Regions from separate parts of the Homo sapiens genome. Here region 2 is linked to region 1. A link is an interaction called in ENCODE POLR2A ChIA-PET data of the cell type or tissue named here. Cell type or tissue: MCF 10A. All regions are shown on one strand.

Region 1 (5,000 bases):
TGCCCACCTCAGGAGAGATTTTCATGATACCCTGAAAAACACTCAGATGCAAAATTGGGGTTGAGAGTCTGGGATCTGGATGGGAGGGAGAGGAAGGAAGAGGCCGGGGCACTAGCGAGGATTCCAGCAGCAGCTGGCCCATTCATCTCATTTCCACCAGCAGATTCTGCTTCCACAAAAACCCAATGTAGTTGCCATTTTTAAATCATGGCATTAGCTTAGCATTAAACTTCTAGGAATTTAGCCCAAGGAAATATCCATAAACCAGTCCAAAGATCTGGCCGAGACATGGTTCTTTACAACACTGGAAGATTGGAGACAACTGTGAACACCCAGTGCTCCCAAAAAGGGTGGAAAACCAGCCACCGTAAGCCACACACTCGGGCAGAAGCCACTGTGGAAAACATCCATTAGGTCTTGTCAAGTGAGTGAAGCATGAGATGGACCCCCATTTTGTATTTGACCATGACACAGAAAAAGCCTGGAAGGAAGGATGGGTAACTTAGTTGGTGGAACCATGGGTTATTTTTATGTACTTCTCTCCGCTCATGTCCTCCAGTGAACATTGTTCCCTTTGAAATGGAAAGGGGAAGGGTGACATGTAGGAGGTTTGGCCACAGCGATACTGTGTGCTTGGAGGAGGCTGAGTGGGGAAACAGACATTTGGAGCCATGGCCCCTCTATCATGCTGTGCTGTGGATGGCTTTAAACCATGTTACCAGCTGACAGGTGAGGAAGGGGATAGGGGCTGCTCACATTAGGAGCATTCCGCCAGAAGCCAGCCAGCCCACCCGCCAGCCCAGTGGGTGCTCACCTCTTTGCCAGACTCATTTTGAAGGGTTGCCTGCCAGTTGTAGTGGTCTGAGGGCGTCCTCGGGTCGAGCACCACCAGGGTGTGTTTGGCGATGCTAGGATTCGGCCCTGGAGACACCCAAAGGAAAACATTGGCCCAGCCATGGGCCACCCCCAAGACAATCTCCTCTGGTTCGGGCCCACCTACTGCCCACTCATGGAGCCCCCACCCCTCCTTTCCAGGCTCATTTGTCCCCTGGCTCCAGCCCCTCTAATTCTGCAGGGGCCTCCTTCTGCCCCACATGTCCAGTTTTAGTTTTCTGTTCAATTTAGATGAGCTTCCTGCCTCCTCTCCACGTCCTCCCTTTTTACCCATCAGATCCAGGTCTCCCTAGAGCTCCTGCCTCTGTCACATGCTCATTCGAGTTACCATTTGTTTAACCCTGCTGGCTCGTGCCACAGACCAACATGCTTGTTCACTCCACGCAATGCAGGGGAACTGCTTAACCTTCACTCCTCGTCTGGAGGAGGCAGATGCCACCGCCTACCCTGCAAGCTGTTGCAGGATCTTGTTTGAAAGGTCGGTCAGTTTATGTCATGAGCTCCAGGGACTACTAGAATCAAATCCAACCTCTTTCCATAGCCCACAGGTGGCCCTCAGTGAGGCTTCTCCCCAGCTCCCCACTTTCCTCCCTGTCATGACTGGGTTTCTGGTCCCCAGAGAGTTAGCTCATGACAAAGAGCATGTGACACAAGTGTTGTCTCCTCAGGGCCCTGGCACTTGCCGTGCTCATGGCTGGGAACACCCTGCTCTCAGCTCTTCACATGGTGGGACGTGGGTCTCAGCAGGGTCACTTCCCAGGGAAGCCCTTCCAACCCTGACAGAGTCAGCACCGACAGAGTCAGCCCCGCCCTGACCTGCTGCTTTCTGTCTTGCTGGAGGAGCCTCTTGTTTTTGGTTTCTTCATCATATCTGGCCCTGTCTGAAATTATCTTGCACTTTTGTTTGTTTACTGCTCTCTCTGCTAGTACAGTCAAGTCTAGGAGGCAGGAACTGCTTTACCTCTGGGTTCCCTGGCACAGAGTAGGTACTCAACAAATATTTGTTGAGTGAGTGATTCACACTATGTCATACATGGAGAGTGCTCAGTGCAACACCTGGCATGTGGCAAGTACTCAGGAAATTTTGGGTGAGGGAATGCACATGGACCCAGGGGTACTATAAAGTCACTGAAGTCAGCAACAGCACGGTCCCAGTCCATGCGTTGAGCAGGTAGCTCATGGCATGGCACACAGTAGGTGCTTATTTCATCTTGGATGAAGGGAATGGAGGCTGTTCTGACTGATCTCCACCAGCACGTTGGAGGAGACCCTAAGCCTGTTGTTCACTCAGAGAAGGAGCAAAAGGAGCGCTCTCCCAGGAAGTGCTATTGTATGCCATCTTGTAAAGTAGATCTACCTGATCTAATTTTTTTTTGAGACGGAGTTTCACTCTTGTCGCCAGGATGAAGTGCAATGACACTATCTTGCCTCCCTGCAACCTCCACCTCCCAGGTTCAAGCAATTCTACCTCAGCCTCCCGAATAGCTGGGATTACAGGCACCTGCCACTATGCCCAGCTAATTTTTGTATTTTTAGTAGAGACAGGGTTTCACCATGTTGGCCAGGTTGATCTCGAACTCCTGACCTCAGGTGATCTGCCTGCCTCGGCCTCCCAAAATGCTGGGATTACAGGCATGAGCTGCCATGCCCAGCTTACTTGATCTATTTTTAAAACTTAAAAACAACATTAAAGAAGTAAGACCCTCCTCCATTATCCCACCACCTGTCACAAAATCTAATACATTTTCTCTCTTCCCCTAGTTGTACTTATGCACATATATTTACCTAGCTATAACAAATGCATGAGCCATTTCCTATTATCTTTGCAACCAAAATATGATATTTTAATCATTATTATTGGCTTGCCTCCAGCCCACCCCGCTATGGCATCAGCATACCTCAGTCCTATGATTCATCTCTACAAAATGTTCCAGACCCCACCACGGCAGATGCCCGCTGAGTCACCTCCTCTCTCTGCTCTGGCCCCTCCCCTGCTTAGCCAAGGAATCAGAGCCTCACTATGTGCCAGGTCCTGACTGAGCTTCCCATTCTATTCTCTTCACACCCGCTATTATTCCCACATTACAGATGGAGAAACTGGGGATCAGGGAGGGTAAGGCACTCCTGGCTCAGACTGACCAGAAAGGGCCACTCCAGCATCCACAGACACTTGTGATCCCTCCCCAAAGCCCCATGAGTAGGGCCCCGAGGCTTCACCTGTGCTGAATTCCAGTTTCAGTTGGTGGTAGGATTGTAGGGGCTGGTTCAGCACCAGCCGCAGGTGAAACACCTGTCCTCGCCGGAACACAGGACTGCTCGTTTGGAACTCCCATGTGTGGTGAGAAACGGCGTTGTCCTGATTCAAGAAGTCAATGTGGAGAACTTGCAGCTCTGTCAGCAACGCAGCACATGTGGAAAGAGAGCACAGAGAATGTTTATTCCCTGATCACCTCTTTCTGGGTTCAAAATCTGAGAGTGCATTGAGGTGGAGCTGGGCTTTAGAGTCGGGCATCCCTGCTCCACCTCCAGCTGGTTATGAATCTGTCTGAGACTCAGTTTCTTCACCTGTAAGACTGGTGTGCACATACCTACCTTGTGGGATTACATGGGGATGAGCTGAGAGCAGTGGACTCAAGTGCTTAGTCATGTAACCCCGCAAAATAGGTAAGTGCACGCCCATCTTACAGGTGAGGAAACTGAGTTTCAAACAGGGTGAGTCTGTGAGTGGCTGTTAGGCAAGTTTCCCACCCCAACTCCCCCTCTCTGCAGACATGGCCTCAGGAACAAACCTGGTGCCAGGGTGTTCTCCGTCAATCAACACAAAAGCTGAAGGGAAAGAGGGGAGCGGGCAAACTGAGGAGGGAACAGATGAGCCCTGGGATTGCTCCCCTTCCTGTTCAGCCCAGACTCCCATCAGCTTCAAGTCAGACACCATCCTGAGGTGAGAGTTCACATCCTGAAGAGAAGGGTGGGGTGCAAAGTGGCTGGGGTGAAGCCTTTTTATCCAAATTGAGGAGGAAGCACCAAGGAGCTCCCATGATCTGAGGCCAAGACTACTTGCATTATAAATGGGATTTTTAAGGCCAGGTGCAGTGGTTCACGCCTCTAATCCCAGCACTTTGGGAGGCTGTGGGGGCGGCGCATCACCTGAGATCAGGAGCCGAGATCAAGCCACTGCACTCCAGAATGGGTGACAGAGTGAGACTCCATCCCCCCCAAAAAAAACAGGGGATTTTTTTCTTCAATGCTAAAGTGAAAAGTACATTCAGTAAAAGAAATAATCTCCACATGCATAATACACCCTTTTCTGTAGCACATGTATTTCTCACCATGTGTCTGTTATAATGACATTTCGTATTACCTCAGCTTGAGACCCAAACCCCTCCCCTTTATCTAAAATTCAAACCATTCCCAGGCTCATGAGTCATGAAGGGAAATGTGTTTTGGCTGCATGCTGAAACCACCTGGGGGTTGTAAAACTACTTATGTTCTCCCCCAGCGATTCTGATACAATTGTTCTGAGTGGGGCTGAGCCTCTATGTTTTCAAAGCTTTCCAGGCAATTCGAGTGTGCAGAGGGCATGGTAAAACACAGACTGCCAGACCCACCCTGAGTTTCTGATTCAGCACATCTGGGGTGTGGCTGAGAATTTGCCTCTCCAGCAGCTTCCTTGATGACGCTGTGCTGCTGGCCCAGGGAGGCACATATGGAGAACCCCTAGATTAGGAAGCCCCGCTGTGGCCTGTGAGGTAAAGTGAGGTGAGATGCAGGGACCTTCCTCTGCTCCTGAGGGCTCACCCACAGAGGAAACCCATCCTCTGCAGAGATCAAGGAGGCCAGCCATGGAAACTGGGCTTTCATGACTACAAAATAGGTGGAGTGGTCACGCCCACATCAGATGCCTACCTTGGGGATGCGGCCAGTGATGTGTTTGGAGACAGCACAGCTCATTCTTGCTGGAGTGGCTTTGGGATTGGGGTCTGGACAAGTGTTCTCCAGGAAGGCAAGTCCCAGCAAGTGGCCTTCCCTTCACACTGCGCACAGGGCCTGGGAACCTGCTGCCTCCAGCAGGGAGGCCCACCTGGCAGACAGACCTACCTTCCCAG
Region 2 (5,000 bases), 110 kb before region 1:
TAGAGACTAAGTGAGGTGGATGCAGACCCAAAGCCAGCAGTTCCAGTGAGGTAGGGGAGTTTCACCATAGGGAGCAAACAGTGAGGTAGAAGCGGGAGTAGGGGCACAGGAGTGTCAATTAGCATTCAGGTTTAAAGGCGACCTCAAACCTGGGATGAGCAGAGCTGGTCAGGCCAGAGAGGCAGGAAGATTCCAGGCAAAGCAAAACCTGTGTGAACGCCCATGGCAGTGCCCACCCTATTTGTGTAACACTAAAAGAAATCTCACTTAGTAATATAGGTGGAAGAATGAATCCCAAATTAATCAGACTATGTTGTTACATAAAATTTTGCCTCTCTAATTATGTACTCCTCCTTTACCACTGTGAGCCAGCAGAATCCCCTTTAAAGTCCCCAAGAGAGACTTCATTACTGCCATAGCAACCTCGCTGTTCCCTGCCTTTGCTGGACTCAGGCACTGAGCCAAGAAAAGCAGCTCATTTATGGTGAAATAATCAAGTCAACAGGGACCAGGTTTTTACTTTGCACAGCCAGCAAAACACAACCTGTTTCTAATTTAAACACTAAGCAATCAATATTAAGTCCCAGGTCTTAAGTGCTTAAAAATACATCTACAGAGATTTCTGTGTACACAAATCCAGCCAGAGATGCTTACACTCAAAATGTTTACCTTTCCCTGAATGTAGTGGGCACATCCTCCTGGGTGTGACTAATTTCTTTGGGATTAATGCACTAACTCTTCTACAGCCTTGGGAGATGATTTATAGAGCTTCCCAGGTCCAACTGTCTAAATTAATCTACCTATAAAACCATGCATGCCCCTGGCCAGGCGTGGTGGCTCACGCCTGCAATCCCAGCACTTTCGGAGGCCAAGGCGGGTGGATCACCTGAGGTCGGGGGTTCGAGACCAGCCTGACCAACATGTAGAAACCCCGTCTCTACTAATAATACAAAAATTATCTGGGCGTGGTGGCACATGCCTGTAATCCCAGCTACTTAGGAGGCTGAGGCACAAGAATCACTTGAACCTGAGGCAGAGGTTGCAGTGAGCTGAGATCGCACCACTGCACTCCAGCCTGGTCAACAAGAGTGAAACTCCGTCTCAAAATAACAACAACAACAACAAACCCATGCCCCACTGGTTTTTTTTTGACACTGGGTTAAAGTGGAAATTTTTACCTATTTTTAAATGGCTTAAAACACACACACACACACACACACACACACACACACACACACACACACACACCCATTCTTCCACCATAGCCAGCAGTCAGACAGAGAGGAAGGTTTAGAGACTCATGAGCCCAAGGAACTCTCCTGTAACTGGATGGTGCCATAGCTGTGCAGTGACTCTGGGGAGGAGGCTAGGAAAACGGAAAGCAATTGTTCAGGGTGGGGGATGGGGTACAATGCTTTAAGCAACATAAGAAAGCCACAGACCCCATATTCTGCTGATGTGTGAAGACAAAGGCTGGAATAGAGAAATGAGGATTCCACTTCACTACTGGGCACTCACAGCCCAAGGACTCTTTCTGACAAATTTAGACAGAAATGTAGACCTGGAAAAGGCCTTAGAGACCATCTCCAGAGGATAAAAACCCAAATGGCTATAGGGGTCAGCAAGGTTACTACATGTATCTGAACAAAGGGCCACATATAACTAATAGAGAATGATGGAAGCTGTGGCAAACTTTCTAGCCCTGATTTAAGGTCCACCTTAAAAAAAAAAAAAATCCCTACATGAAACAAAAATCTCCCAGGTGGGATCTGACCTGTGGGATGACACTGTGAAACCCCAGATGGTCTAACTCTCTCATTTTACAAGAAGGGAGACCTTATCTTTTTTTTTTTTTTTTTAATGTTTAGCATGAGCTAGACACCACTCTTAGTACTTTAGGTGTATTAACTCATTTAATGTTCACAACAACCCTAGGAGGTATGGATTCCATTCTAGAAACAAGAAAACTGAGTCACAGAGAGGTTATGTAATTTGTCCAAGGCCACATGATGACTGTGCCTGGTAAGCTAAAATTCTAACCCAGGCAGCCTGGCCCTTATCTTCTATGCTTCCCTGTACTCTCCTTGAATCTGTAATTTGGCAAGCTTGGTTTATAGTCTAACATTAGTCAGGTTCACTTTCCTTGGTTTTACCTTTTGCCTCAGGGAAATGAATGTATGCTTTGGTCTTGGAACTTATCACTAGACAACAAATGTTGGAGTCAAGGAATGTTGACCAAGGAAGCCCTAAATAAAAAGCTGCTCTGCTCTGTTAGAGAGAGAAAGAAAACACAGGCTGGTAATTGTAGCTGCCTGCTCATATGCATCACAATCTACTCCTTCAGTGGGGGGTGTACACACTTGGTCTTTTGGGCATAAAACCAAATGCTTTCTGCATTTACCAAAACCAATTCTGACCCTTCATAAAGCATGACCAGTCCCTCTTCCAGAGTTGTGGGAAATTGTTTACTGAGCTGGATAAACTAATTAAGATCCTGGGAATGCTACCCCTCCCAGCTCTCCACCCCTTCTGACTCATCACCTCTACCCTCCTGCTTGGAACATCTCTGGTTTAACTGGGGTAGGCTGAGATCAAGGCCATGCCTACCTGGAAAGGGACTCTAGACACTGGGCCCACTGTTGCTTGCCTGGCAATCAATCTAGCCTACAAATCTATGAAGTCTTACGTCCAGGTCAGGCCAGGCCCACAGCAGAAAAAGTGATCTAGTGGGTACCTAGGCAGGGCTGACCTGGGCCTTACCCCTCCAGTAGTCATCTAGCCCCAACACAGGCCCTAAGGCTGATTCCTCTGAGTGTACATGTGCTCATGTCTGAGCCTGTAGAAGCCTCCCTGTAAATGGGTACCAGACCAATAGTAAGTATATTCTGAGGTTTTCATCACAAGCCTTTGTTTGAAGTGTCTGCGAGAGTTATCTCATCAGCTTGGGAGACTTTGATTACAATTAGCCTCAAAAGGCTTCTGCAGGTTGCCTCTCTGCTTTGTACCCACCCCCAGCCCCTCAGCCAGGAACAGTGTCCCCTTTAGCAGCACTAAGCAGGCAAGGAACCCAGATATAGTGACTCCAACCACCAATGCAGGCTTGAAGATTCTGGTTCAATTTTAGTGAAAAATACAAGTGTTCACATTGAAAAATAGTTAAGATCCCAAAGGGAAGTGACAAGTGCGGAGTATTCTGAAACATTTATGAATGAAAAATGTTCTCCTAAACTCCCCTAGTTAAAAACCCAAGCCTCTCTAAGAGGTTAAACCACAGTCCTAAACCCATCAACACAATGGTCGGAGAACTGAGAAGCAACTTGATGGCTCGCCGCCTAGTGGCAGCGCAGGGTGACACACCAGCTCACTAAAATCTTCCCTTCCTTTGGGCTTTAGATAGAAACCACCTTTTCCTAAAGTTTCCAAATTCTCATTTAAAATAGCCTACTCTCAGCTACAACCAGCAAACCAAAGACATGAAAAGGTCAGATTTTGCTCCCAGTTTAGTGACAGTGCTGCCAGGCATCTCTGGAACAGGGCTCAGGGTCAGTGCAGCAGTCTTTCCAAAGGGCTGTGAGGGCTATATCAAAGATTTTTCGTCATTCCCAAGAAACAGGGTAAATTATGGAGGTGGCGACAGTGTCTATCTTGGCTCCATGTATTATCATCCCAAGTAGACAAAACCAAGTGAAATGGGTTGGCAGAAAATCAATTAGTTTTCTGAGACCTCTCTACCCCTGGCAATTTAATTAAAACTGGAAGTTGCTAACAAGAAGTTAAATCAAACTAGACTCAGAGCAGCAGAAGAAACCCTCACCACCATCACCACCACCATCACCACCAATTTATTTCCTTCCACTGGGCAGCAACTATGTTTCAGCCTGTGGATAGGCAAATGCCTTGAGCTCTCCAGCAGAGGCCCTATGCCTGGAGTCCAGGTGGGAGTGGGTGTGTGGCACCCTTATTGCTGGGCACATCCACGGGTGTCCAGAAGCCATTCCTATTCACTGATTCAGAATAAAAGGACACACTTGTTTATGCAATTAAAATAATTATGCTCCTTGAAGACTCAATTGAGGTTCTGATACAGGTGGCAGCGATCAGTGCTTGGTAACCTCTCCCATCTCTGTAGGAAATGGGGTTTTGTGACTCTCTCATGGTGATTCTACTTGCCCGGCTGATTACATTAGCTGAGCCACTTAAAGAAGGTAAAGTGTGCCACTTTGAGACTGTCCATCTTGAGAAATCAATTCAGGAGAACTACCTAGATACTGGAGCTCTTGGGCCTGTGGGGATCCTTTTGAGACCCACAGAGGAGGAAAAGAGACCAGCAGGCAGCCACTCTAAGCCAGGAAAGATAGGCTACTTCTAGAAGCCAGATCTTGGGAAGAGGCAACTCAAAGAATCCTCTCACACTAGAGTCACTCATCCTTTACAGCTGGGACAAGAAAGGGATAAGAGCAGCAGGCTAACTTGGAGTCATATTTAGACACAGAGCCACAATGAAACGTATCCCCTATACCAAGCATCTGAGGGCAACACCCTCTCTTTGGTGTGGTTGGGCTGAATGTCTTTGGTCTGCCTAAAATGAATGAGGTAGAAGGTAATGAAGGAGATGAAAAAGAAAGCAAATTACAGTTCCTCACACATTGTCTGCTCCTCAGTGACTGCTTACTGCATTGAATTAGGCAGATCAAGGCCACCAGAGGCATTCTGCTTCCTCCAAGAACAAAGGAAAAGATAAGTTGGGGGCTTGAACAAGGTCACCATCATCCACAGTGACTTAAAGGATGGGCCAATTCCATGGGACAACTCAGGCTGGTGAGAGAAGATGAGCAGAACCAGGAGAGACGACTTGGGGGACCAGAGTAGGGGACAGGAATGGGCTGGAAAAAAAACTGACCAGAAAAATGAACATGGATAGTTCTTGGACTCCCCAAGAGCAGCCCTCCAAAGCTGGCTTCCATAGGCTGCATGAAGTAAAATGAGCAAAGATTCACAGG

The links. ChIA-PET counts read pairs that join two places held together with the same protein. Peaks named below come from ENCODE experiments on the same cell type or tissue, not always from the same donor. Only the 100,000 strongest peaks of a DNase experiment are listed, where the experiment ranks them.
Region 2: POLR2A ChIA-PET joins it to region 1 with 5 read pairs; 2 of 35 experiments call an interaction of 5 or more read pairs at or near these places.

Annotation. Positions count from the first base shown.
Region 1 is chr3:44,883,610-44,888,609 of GRCh38, reverse strand. TGM4 (transglutaminase 4) reads right to left here. Exons shown (of 14, transcript NM_003241.4): 2 at 3,112-3,285; 3 at 815-921. Among named protein-coding and RNA genes, the nearest start is that of TGM4, 12 kb to the right of the region's middle. RefSeq lists enhancers at 2,719-3,013, 4,039-4,716. In MCF 10A, no CTCF peak of the experiment used is centred here; DNase peaks (open chromatin) are centred at 1,859, 2,849 and 4,389.
Region 2 is chr3:44,991,105-44,996,104 of GRCh38, reverse strand. The region is part of intron 3 of EXOSC7 (exosome component 7); the gene reads right to left. Among named protein-coding and RNA genes, the nearest start is that of EXOSC7, 17 kb to the right of the region's middle. In MCF 10A, a CTCF peak has its summit at 3,329 (motif pointing left); DNase peaks (open chromatin) are centred at 454 and 2,514.